Regions from separate parts of the Homo sapiens genome. Here regions 1 and 2 are each linked to region 3. The links are chromatin contacts, found by Hi-C in ENCODE. All regions are on one chromosome and are shown on one strand. Each heading gives the region's core, a stretch centred on a gene start or an enhancer-like site at or near the end of the contact. The rest is flanking DNA. Distances are from core to core; before and after follow the strand shown.

Region 1 (3,700 bases), core at 1,014-3,513, 800 kb after region 3:
GGGTCTTGCTCTGTCACCCAAGCTGGAGTGAAGTGGCGTGATGATAGCTCATTGCAGCCTCCAACTCCTGGACTCAAGCAATCCTCCCACCTCAGCCTCCAAAGTAGCTCGGACTACGGGCGCCAGCCACCAGGCCCAGATGGTTCTGATCCTAGAGGACAATCATATTTCCCACCCTACTGACATTGGGGGTGGCCATGTGACTTGCTTTGGCCAATGAAATGTGAGCAGAGGTGGCATGTGTCCCTTCCAAGGAGAAGTATTACAAAACAGTACATAATTTGCTGCATTTTCACTTCACAAAACAACCATCATGGGAACCAAACCTTAGCTGTTGGGGCCGTGAAGTCTTTGGGAGTGCTTGTTACTAAGCATAACCCAGCCCTTCCTAACTAATGCACTTCATCCTCATTCATCCACGTGGCAGCTCTTGAGGCAGCTACTTTTGTTCCCACGAGGCAGTGGGGGCTCAGAGAAGTTCAGCAAATTGAGTAAGGTGGAATTGCTGGGATTCCAACACCAGCAAAACCTGGGTATTTCACAAAGGGATCCAACCCACTTTAACTTTCTTTATTTAGAGATAAAGTCTTGCCCTGTCACCTAGGCTGGAGTGCAGTGGCACAGTCATAACCTACTGAAGCCTCTCTCTCTCCCAGGCTCAAGCAATCCCCCTGCCTCAGCCTCCGGAGTAGCTAAGACTACATGTATGTGCCCCCATGGTCAGCTAATTTTTTTTTCTTTTTTCTTTTTTTCTTTTTCTTTTTTTTTTTTTTTTTTTTTTTGTGGCCAGCTAATTTTCAAAAAAATTTTTTGTAGAGTTGGGATCTCTATGTTGCCTAGGCTGGCCTTGAACTCCTGAGCTCAAGGAATCCTCCTGCCTCAGCCTCCCAAAGGGCTGGGATTACAGGCATCAGACACTGTGCCCAGCCTCATTTATTTTTTAATTTTTTTTTTTTTTTTTTTGAGACAGAGTCTCACTCCATCGTCTAGGCTGGAGTGCAGTGGCGCGATCTCGGCTCACTGCAACCTCCACCTCCTGGGTTCAAGCGATTCTCCTGCCTCAGCCTCCCAAGTAGTTGGGATTACAGGTGTGCACCACCATGCTCGGCTAATTTTTGTATATTTATTTATTTATTTGAGACAGAGTTTCGCTCTTTTTGCCCAGGCTGGAGTGCAGTGGCGTGATCTCGGCTCACTGCAACCTCCGCCTTCCGGGTTCAAGCAATTCTCCTGCCTCAGCTTCCAGAGTAACTGGGATTACAGGCATGCGTCACCACGCCTGGCTAATTTTGTATTTTTTAGTAGAGACAGGGTTTCTTCACGTTGGCCAGGCTAGTCTCGAACTCCCGACCTCAGGTGATCTGCCCACCTCGGCCTCCCAAAGTGCTGAGATTACAGGTGTGAGCCACCGTGCCCAGCCCCTAATATTTGTATTTTTTTTTTTTTTTTTTTAGTAGAGATGAGGTTTCACCATGTTGGCCAGGCTGGTCTTAAATTCCTGACCTCAAGTGATCCGCCTGCCTTGGCCTCCCAAAGTACTGGGATTACAGGCATAAGCCACCGCGCCCAGCTCTCGTTTATTTTTATTTATTTGAAACAGGGTCTTGCTCTGTTGCCCAGGCTGGAGTGCTGTGGTGCAATCAAGGCTCACTGCAGCCTCGATGTCTCCAGCAATCCTCCTGCCTCAGCCTCCCAAGTAGCTGGGGTTACAGACGCACGCCACCACACCTGGCTAATTTTTGTTATTTTTAGTAGAGATGAGGTCTCCTTACGATGCCCAAGCTGGTCTCAAACTCCTGGCCTCAAGTGATTCTCCTGCCTCGGCCTCCCAAACTGCTGTAATTACAGGCCACCGCGCCTGGCCTAGCCTACTTTAAGGCCGGCACTGCACTTGACAAACACTAACTCAGATCAGAATCCTCCCACAACTCTGTGAGGTTGGGTACTCTCGCTATGAGCTACTTGACGGATGGGGAAACTGAGGCTCAAAGAGGTTAAGTAACGCGTCCAAAGCCACAAGACTAGAAAGTGGTGGAGCTGGGACTCGAACCAGGCCCAAGACTCTATGCTTTTAACAGCCGTGCGTATAGTAGAAGCTCTTTACAAGCAGCTGGGAAAATGAGATGTTGCTTGGCTAGGACGGGCTCTAGACGCTTGGTGCAGCTTCCAGCCCCTCCCACCCGCTCTCTGAAAGCCCCGCCCAAGACTCGGCCCCTCTTCGTCCTCCCCCATCCCCCGCTCCGGGAACGGCCCTTCCTCCGCCTTCTGGGCGGAGCCCGCGCGGGATCCGGGTGGCTGCAGGCTGCTGGCTTCTGCGGCTGCGGGGTCGGGGTCGCGGCCAGGGCCAAGCCGCAGCGAGTTCACAGGCGGAACCCCTGCAGGCGGCGCCCCCTACGCGAGGTCACCCCTGGGAAGGAGCGCAGCCCACCCGGCCCCTCCGCATCCGAGCAGGTCTGTGGGGTACGGGGGTTTGGGAGGAAGGTAGGGGGTCTGGGGAACAAAGGCGGGGCTGCGGGGAACGCCTCTGCCCTCGCCCCCACCCAGCTGGGCACTTGGGAAGCGCTGATGGGGCGCGGGCGGGGCAGAGAGCCCAGCTGGGGACAGGCGTTGGGACCATATGGTGATGGGGGAAACTCCTGAGTCCACCTGCATTGGCTGGGGCGCCCCAAATCTAGTGAAGGGGAACAGAGGCGAGCCCTCCGGGGCCAGGCTTGAGGGAGGGTCGGCAGATGGTTAGAAAGAGGCGGGACCGACTGACACAGGTGAGCTAAGGCTGGGGGAGGTGGGGGCCCCAGCCTTGCGGCCCTGCCCTGCGTGGGGAAAGGTTTCCTGCCTCTTCTCTTCCCCTCCTTAAACTCGTTCTCCTGGAACACGGGGTGGGGCCGGTTGGGTCCTGGTTTAAAATGGAAAAAAGCCCCAAAGGCAGTTGAGAAATAGCTGTGCCAGGGCTGTCTCTGCCTCTGCCCCGCCTGCATCCAGGCCTTCTGCAGCCTCTCCGTGCGGTTCCCGCAGCGGCCATAGACAGCTGGGGAAACTGAGGCCTGGGAGAGGTTATGAGGGTTGAGGGAGCACCTTGGACTCGGATGAAGCAGCATGTTGGAGTGTGGGCAGATTCAAGGAGCCTAGCCGTGGGACAGATTGCCTGGAAAGACCAAGGGTGGGCGGCAGTGGTCGTGGTGGTGGGGTTGTGTTAATTAAGTGGCTGGGATCGTTTCCTTGGGTATAAGGACTCTCACTCCTGCCTCCGTGGACTGGGGCTGGAGTGAGTCAGCCTTGGGCAGAAGGAGACAGGCCTGGCCCCTTTGACAAATAGAAAATAGCAGTACCCATTTAGGGGGTAGAACTGGACTCTAAACCTGGGCCCTGTACATAGAAAACCCCTTCCCCTTGGAACTCAGAGAAGGGGTTGTATTTGGCATGAGTTGGTGGGCGGCAGGCGCCCCAGTGGCTGACACCTGCCAAAGTCAACACCCAAGCCTTAATCAGGGGCTCTATCCAGCTTATCCAGCTGGCAGGTCCTCCCCCCACCCCACCCCAGCTTACACCTGGGCCACACCGGCTGCACACGCTGGGGCGAAGTCCACACCTGTGCCTTCTCCAGAATCTAGTTCTGCAGGGGCCAGAGCCCCTTACCCTCGGCCTTGCACTTGAACCCTTTGCTAGGCCTCTGGGTTTCCAGATAGGAAAGGTCTCCCCACCC
Region 2 (3,891 bases), core at 901-3,400, 580 kb before region 3:
TTTTTGAGACAGAGTCTCGCTCTGTCGCCCAGGCTGGAGTGAAGTGGTGTGATCTTGGCTCACTGCAACCTCCGCCTCCCGTGTTCAAGCGATTCTCCTGCCTCAGCCTCCTGAGTAGCTGGGATTATAAGCGCAGGCCACCACTCCTGGCTAATTTTTTTGTATTTTTAGTAGAGACAGGGTTTCACTGTGTTAGCCAGAAGATGGTCTCAATCTCCTGACCTCGTGATCTGCCCTCGGCCTCCCAAAGTGCTGAGATTACAGGCATGAGCCACCACATCCGGTATTAATGAGATAACATTTGGAAACCACTTGACATGCAGTAGGTGCTTAAGAAATAGGAAAAAAGGCCAGGCATGGTGGCTCATGCCTGTAATACCAGCACTTGGGGAGGCCAAGGCAGGTGGATCACCTGAGGTCGGGAATTCGAGACCAGCCTGACCAACATGGAGAAACCCGGTCTCTACTAAAAATACAAAATTAGCAGGGCGTGGTAGCACATGCCTGTAATCCCAGCTACTCGCGAGGCTGAGGCAGGAGAATCACTTGAACCCGGGAGGCAGAGGTTGTGGTGAGCCGAAATTGCACCATTGCACTCCAGCCTGGGCAACAAGAGCAAAACTCCACCTCAAAATAAAAAAAAAAAAAAAAAAGGAAAAAAGGCCAGGCACGGTGGCTCACACCTGTAATCCCAGCACTTTTTGGGAGGCCAAGGCGGGCAGATCACAAGGTCAGGAGTTCAAGATCAGCCTCGCCAATATGGTGAAACCCTGTTTCTACTAAAAATACAAAAATTAGCTGGGTGTGGTGGCGGGTGCCTGTAGTCCCAGGTACTCGGGAGGCTGAGGCAGAATAGCTTGAATCCCGGAGGCGGAGGTTGCAATGAGCTGAGATCCCACCATTGCACTCCAGCCTGGGCGACAGGGCAAGACAGTGTCTCAAAAAAAAAAAAAAAAAAAAAAAAAAAAAAAAAAAAAGAAAGAAAGAAAGAAATAGGAAAACTGGGCCGGGCACAGTAATCCCAGCACTTTGGGAGGTCGAGGCAGGTGGATCACCTGAGGTCAGGAGTTCAAGACCAGCCTGGCCAACATGGCAAAACCCCATCTCTATTAAAAATGCAAAAAATTAGCCTGGCGTGGTGGCAGGCGCCTGTAATTCCAGCTACTCGGAAGGCTGAGGCAGGAGAATCGCTTGAATCCGGGGGCGGAGGTTGCAGTGAGCCGAGATTGAGCCATTGCACTTCAGCCGGGACAATGAGAGCAAGACACCATCTCAAAAAACAAAAAAACAAAAAAAGCCAGGCGCGGTGGCTCACGCCTGTAATCCCAACACTTTGGGAGGCCAAGGCAGGCAGATCATGAGGTCAAGAAATCAAGACCATCCTGGTCAACATTGTGAAACCCCATCTCTATTAAAAAAAATTAGCCGGGCGTGGTGGCGCATGCCTGTAATCCCAGCTACTCGGGAGGCTGAGGCAGGAGAATCGCTTGAACCCGGGAGGCGGAGGTTACAATGAGCTGAGATCGCGCCACTGCACTTCAGCCTTGTAACAGAGCGAGACTCCGTCTCAAAAACAAAACAAAACAAAACAAAGAAATAGAAAAACAAAAACAACAAAACAACAAAAACCCAAAACCTTGTCCTGATTCAACACTCAAATTCACCAGCTGGAGAGGAAGAAAAAATTCCGTGACCACACAAGGGCCAACAATGTGGACCACACATGCAGCAGGGGCTACTTTGTTCTGCCCCAAGGCTTGCGGAGGGCCGCTGAAAATTTGCCATATTATATGAAGGGGGTGAACCTTAACAAATTGTCTCCTGCATCCCAAACTCGCTCCCCATCTGATCTTTATCTGGGGCAGCCCCCAAATTTGACCAGAAAGCTCTTATCGTTCACACTCGCTCCAGGAACCCCCAAATCCAGCCCCAGCTCCCCAGTCTCACTCTTCTGCTCCCCATGCACCTCGGTTGGTCTAGAGACCCTCCTGCCAATTTGAGTCTCAGCCAAAACCCCAAAGCGCGGCGACCCTGGCGCATGGCAGGACGGGATTTGTAGTTCCAGGGCTTATCGGAGGGTGGGGGAGAGGGAGGCCTTTACGCATGCCTTGGTGGCGGCTTTCTGCACGTGTTTCTCAGCCCAGGTTTCAGTCCAGCGGAACTGGCTACCTCGGAATCCCAACTGCTCCTTTAGGGTGTCTTCCGCGATTCTCCGAGTGGAGTTAGGCGCCTGCCGACACTTCCCTAACCTTGGAGGCCCGGGACTTGATTTTCATGAATGAACGGAGCCGGGACTGACTTTGCCTACGGCAAGTGGGTTGAGATAGCTGTTCCCCTCCTTCAGGCAGGGGCAAAAATTGACCTCTGCCTCTCTCGAGGGTCAAAAAGTTCCTCAGGGCAGGGTGGGTTGTTCTTTGGGATTAGAGCTGGTGAATTCATTAAATATCGGCTTAGGGAGGGGCTGAATACAGTAAAAGAACAGCCTTGAGCCTTGGAGGGTAAAGCCACGTTTTTAAGGAACAATTCAGAGCTGGCCAGGTCATGCTTAACTTGGATGATCTCTAATCGCGCGAACTGCTCTTATACCCATTTGACAAGTGGGGAAACTGAGGCTTCAAGTGGCAGGAGGTCTCCCACTTTGTTATCGGCAGGGCAGGGAGGGGAAACCAAGACGCTACAGGGTCTCCAGCTTTTTACCATCTGCTCCTCTCTCAAGAGAAGGAAAAACGGTGCCCTACTGTCTTCAGACGTCGCAAGGATCAAGAAGATTTCTTTCTTCATGACCCTGCCCTTGCCAGAATTTCCTGCGCTGTTCCACCTCATTCAACTTCAGGTAGGGAAAGGGATTAGGCGTGGTTCAAAGTTTATTTTATTAGTTCATTTCGTTTTATTCAAAAATTTATATCCTTGTGGCTTTTTCATCTCCTTGTAAAAACTATCAAACAGTACTGGAAAATAATGCAAAAAGTGGCAGAGGCTTCTGTAGGAACCCGGCTTGTCTCAGGCACTTACTTTGTCCTGCTTTCTTTCCTTTGTCTCTGGGGTATAAAGAGCACGCTCAGCTCTTTCCTTGCGCACACACAGCGTACTCCTCCCAAGTACCTCTGGATGGGGGAAGGGAGGCACATTTCAATTTTTAGTGGAGGAAGGTGACAAGGAGGGTGCTGGCTCTGGCCGAGGGGTTCCTGGATCCATCACACACAAAGTCCCCACGCGCTACCAAACTCCTGGCTCCAGCTAAAGAGCTTGCGGTCAGGTCAGTGAAAGATGCTGGGAAAACGAGACACTGGGAGGACCGGCTGGCTAGAGAGGCCAAAGAAACGGCAACTCTTTGGTCACGTGACCGGACCTTGTCTCAGCCCGGGTTTCCCAAGTGCCAGGGCACGTGTGAAGGTTGAACCTTCCGATTGGCTCGGCGGGACCAGTTTGAACGGAGTACGGGAGCCGCGGCGGCTCACCTACGGCCGCGTTTTTCTTTTTTTTTTTTCTTTCTTTCTTTTTTTTTTTTTTTTTTTTTTTTAATTCTCTCTCTTTGGCTCCCTCCTTCCGCGCGAGTCTCTGGAGAAGCCGCAGCGCGAGTTGCCGCCGCTGCTGCCCGGGGCCGGGTAAGTGGGCCTCACTCAGAGCCCGACCCTCTTGGCCCCGGCTTGCGTCGACCCCCGCCGGGCACCGAGCCTGCGCCGCGCGCGGCCCGGGCGTCGGGGCCGCGCCCGACCGGGAAAGGCCGGGAAGCCGGTTGGGCCCGATCCTCCTGGCAGCTAGAACGGGCCGGGCGGGGGAGGGGGGAACCGAGCAGAGCTTAGGGGGTGGGGCCTCGGAGCCAGGCCATGTCGGGGCTCCTCAAGAAGAGGGCCAGTGGGACTGCTGGGGTCGGGCTGGAGGGGATCTGAT
Region 3 (3,845 bases), core at 1,144-3,643:
TTACAGAAATTATGTGTACCATTTCAGTCTTAGAAAGTGGAGTTGGTCGCTGTACGCAAGACAGACATTGGGGCTGGACTCACCATCAGTGGCCCCGAAAAGGTACTGAAATTTGCTTACAAGTGCAGAGTTATGCTGAACTTAAGGGTATAGATGTAGATTCCCTGGTTATTGAGCACATCCAGGGAAAAGGCACCCATAATGTACCACCTGACTTACAGAACTCATGGGCAGATGAACCCATCCACAAACTCCCCTGCCACATCCAGATGATGCTTAGTGAAAAGAAACACCTTGTTCCAAAAGCAGAAAAGGAGGATGCACGGAAGAAAAAGATACCCCAGAAGAAACATAAACTTAAGAGACAAACAAATTCAGCCAAAAGAAAATGCAAATAAAAGTTCAAAACAAAACAAAACAAAAAAACCTCTAAAATTCATAAAACACAAAATGACAAACTCTATTAAATATGCCCCTATGATATCTCTTAGATAAAAGTTGGCCGTAATAGAGAAAATGAAGATAGGTGTTGGTGACTGGCAGATTCTGGGTCTACGATGAATCAGAGAAGGATGGTTTTCACTTTGTTTTACATTTTTTTAATGCTTGATGTTGACTTGGTAGAAAGATGATAATAAAGAGATTCTTCTGTCTATGTGTTTCTTTTAGATTACTCATGTGGACTGAAGAAAAAAAATTAAATTTGTTAAAGAAAGTGAGTTTGATTTAGGATTGTGACTGAGGACAATAGCCTGGAAGCAGTTCTGACAGATGGCTGCTATGTAATATTTTGGTTCACAGTTTATAAGAGACATGTGGGCCCTGTGCTCTATCTTGTTTTTTCTTCAAAGCATAATTCTGGAGAGCTGGAGAGTCCCAGAGTCAGGAATGTTATAAAGTCAGGCTGGAAACCAGAAATAAGTAACATGACTAAACATTTGTGTGTTTTTTTGTTTTGTTTTGAGACAGAGTCTCGCTCTATTGCCCAGGCTGTAGTGCAGTGGTGCAATCTCGGCTCTCTGCAACCTCAGCCTCTTTGATACAAACGATTCTTCTGCCTCAGTCTCCCGAGTAGCTGGGATTACAGGTGGGCTCTACCACACCCGGCTAATTTTTGTATTTTTAGTAGAGACGGGATTTCACCATGTTGGTCACGCTGGTCTCCAACTCCTGATCTCAGGTGATCCAGCCACCTCGCCCTCCCAAAGTGCTGGGATTACAGGCTTGAGCCACAGCGCCCAGCCACTACTGCCTCACTTTCATGCAGTTAAATAATCTTGGACACTTCCTCCTCGACTTTATACATACACACTGGAGGAGAGCTTTGCTCGTGTGTTATTCTCGCAGTGGGATTGAGGATGTTTGTCTCATGGAAACTGATGAATGATGTGAGAAGCAGGTGAATAACCTGCAGGGGGCAGCAGAGACCGACGCCAGGGACGGGACGCTGAGGCTAGTATGGATCCTGCCAAGGAGTGAAGTGGAGTTCTGGGTGCTTCCTGGGCAGCCGCCCTCCCCTGCAGGTGGCTTGCAGCTGCTCAGAGCAGATCCAGAAAGAGTGTGGGTTCTGACATGCTGCAGCGCCCTGGAAAGCAGGAGACCCACGTGCAGGTGCACTTCAGGAGTTCTGTCCTTTCTGCGGCTGTACATCTGGAATCTGGGGCGGTTTTCGGGAGCAGTGTTTTGGGTTTGACATGCATAGAGTCCCTGGGGTCAGACTGTAATTTGCATATCTGAAGAAAATCCGTAAAGATCAAGTTCAGGGAAATAACTGTTTGGGACCTCTCCTGGAGAAGGGGCTTATGCAGTTGACAGTTTATTTAGGTCAGAAGCTTAAAATCACCAAGTGAGAGTTTTCTGCCGATGAAGATGAAGGTCTGGAAGGAGGGAGAGTTTCCACACTGTGAGGTGGGGTGAGATGTGTGAAAGCCTTGGCCATGTCTCATCCCTAATTCCGGGCCCCTGAAGGACAACTGCCTCTCCTTCTTGGTGCAGTCGTGCCTGGCCTGATCTGGGCTCCCCTTCCTGCTCTGAGGTCAGCACATCGCTCCATTGGACACTCAGTCTGGAATTCCCTGCACACACTTACAACCCTGTGCAGGACGAAGAAGCACTGACAGCCCATTGAATGAGGAAGAAGATAGTGCCCTGTGTAAAAATCAGGAGCAAATTTGGCTGAAAAGAAAATATCCAATGACCAGGGCTCAGGGAAGGAGTTGTCCCTTAGAGAGAAGCTGTGGCTAGAACCGATCAGTCCGGCTTTGCAGGGCTCGTTACCCAGGGCTTCTGCCGTCACTCAGTTCTGAGGGGGCGGGGCCTTGTACCTTGTCCAATCAGAAGCGCCGGGGCGGAGCCCGGCCAACGGTCCGTCCGGAAGGAGGAGGCCCATTCCAGCTTCTACTTTTGTTGCTATGCAGGTTGTTGTCGGGATACCAGATTTCCTACTCCGAGAGGCCCCGGGTCCCTCTGCCACAACTTCTGTCGCTCTGCCGCCTGCACCGTGACCCGCACTATTCACGGGAGCCCTAGAGAGGACACCGGGACACCCAGAAGCCGGGAAATGGTGAGTGTATGGGGCCGGAGTCCCCAGACGGGGGAGGGGCTGGGTGGAACCGGCCGGAAGCGGCTGTGGTGGGATCTGGGCCTCCTCGCCGCGCCTCCTGGATCTGGGACCCGAATCCCTCTGTCTCAGCTCGTCCCTGCGTCCCCTCGGCCGCAGGGTGCGGCTGGGCCGGCAGCCGGGACCCCGGGCGTCCTCCTGTTCTGTTCCTGCGCGGGCGACTGTGGGCCCCGACCCTGGAGCCCTCTCTGGGCAGCTCCGCGCCTGCAGCCCCGCGTCTCTTCAGATTTTGCGGGGACCACGGGAGGGTCATGGGGGAATCCTGCGGATTTTTTTTTCTGTTAAAGAGTTTGGGCCGGGCGCGGTGGACCATGCTTGTAATCCCAGCACTTTGGGAGGCCGAGGCTTGCGGATCACGAAGTCAGGAGATCGAGACCATCCAGGCTAACACAGTGAAACCCCGTCTCTACTAAAAATACAAAAAATTAGCCGGGCATGGTGGCATGCGCCTGTAGTCCCCGCTACTCAGGAGGCTGAAGCAGGAGAATCGCATGACCCCAGGAGACGAAGGTTGCAGTGAGCCGAGATCACGCCACTGCACTCCAACCTAGGGGACAGAGCGAGATTCCATCTCAAAAAAAAAAAAAAATTTAAAGAGTTTGAGCAAACAGCGATTCATGAGTGAGAAACGCCCAGTCATGATTTGTGGTTTTGGTACCAGAAAGTTTTAAGAAGAATTGCATTTTGTTAACGGTGGAGGGGGTCCAGGTTCTTGGCGTCTTGAACAAAGAATTGGACAAAACGCACAAAGCAAGGAAGGAATGAAGGGATTTAACACTCCACAGTGTGCAAGCGGGGCTGAGCACAGGGGCTCAAAGGCCCCGTTACAGAATTTTTGGGAGTTTAAATACCCCCTGGAGGATTCCATTGGTTACTTGGGGTATACTCTATGTAAAAGGAGAGGATGAAGTAAGGTTATAAAATCATTTACTTGGCTTACGCCCTATGGAGTAGGTATTTCCTTTCATAGCTGAAGTTTGAATAGGCCTTATGTTCCCTGCGTCCAGACCCTATTTTCCTGCCTCAATTTGAGTTTGATTTTGGTGTCCTTAGGTAGTTTCTTATAGCACTAAACACACTTCAGTCTAATTGCTGCTGCTTTAAATTTTTTCACACTGTCTATAGGGACTGGCTTCCTCCTGCATTTTCCTAATGTATGGGTCTCAAATCCTCCACCCTGCTACCCCGCCCTAACTCTTCAGCAGTTTGCAGTAACATCTTAAAT

The links. Hi-C counts contacts between places; a loop is a spot of excess contacts on that map. Pooled maps may share reads with other maps.
Region 1: a pooled map shows a loop between it and region 3 (4-fold over the local background). The contact joins the promoter of RAB3D here to the promoter of ZNF20 in region 3. A Hi-C loop is called at or near these places in 4 of 50 pooled maps.
Region 2: a pooled map shows a loop between it and region 3 (4-fold over the local background). The contact joins the promoter of TNPO2 here to the promoter of ZNF20 in region 3. A Hi-C loop is called at or near these places in 4 of 50 pooled maps.

Annotation. Positions count from the first base shown.
Region 1 is chr19:11,338,220-11,341,919 of GRCh38, reverse strand. RAB3D (RAB3D, member RAS oncogene family) reads left to right here and starts at 2,263. Exons shown (of 5, transcript NM_004283.4): 1 at 2,263-2,451. RefSeq lists a silencer at 2,221-2,480.
Region 2 is chr19:12,722,191-12,726,081 of GRCh38, reverse strand. TNPO2 (transportin 2) reads left to right here and starts at 2,150. Exons shown (of 26, transcript NM_001382241.1): 1 at 2,150-2,313; 2 at 2,717-2,833. RefSeq lists enhancers at 1,763-2,379, 2,380-2,998, 3,051-3,200, 2,999-3,616, 3,617-3,891 and a silencer at 3,701-3,790.
Region 3 is chr19:12,138,898-12,142,742 of GRCh38, reverse strand. It overlaps ZNF20 (zinc finger protein 20), which reads left to right and starts at 2,393. Exons shown (of 4, transcript NM_021143.4): 1 at 2,393-2,563. The coding sequence starts at 2,561. ZNF625-ZNF20 (ZNF625-ZNF20 readthrough (NMD candidate)) reads left to right here. Exons shown (of 8, transcript NR_037802.1): 4 at 28-102; 5 at 2,418-2,563. It also overlaps the pseudogene RPL17P47. RefSeq lists a silencer at 2,607-2,816.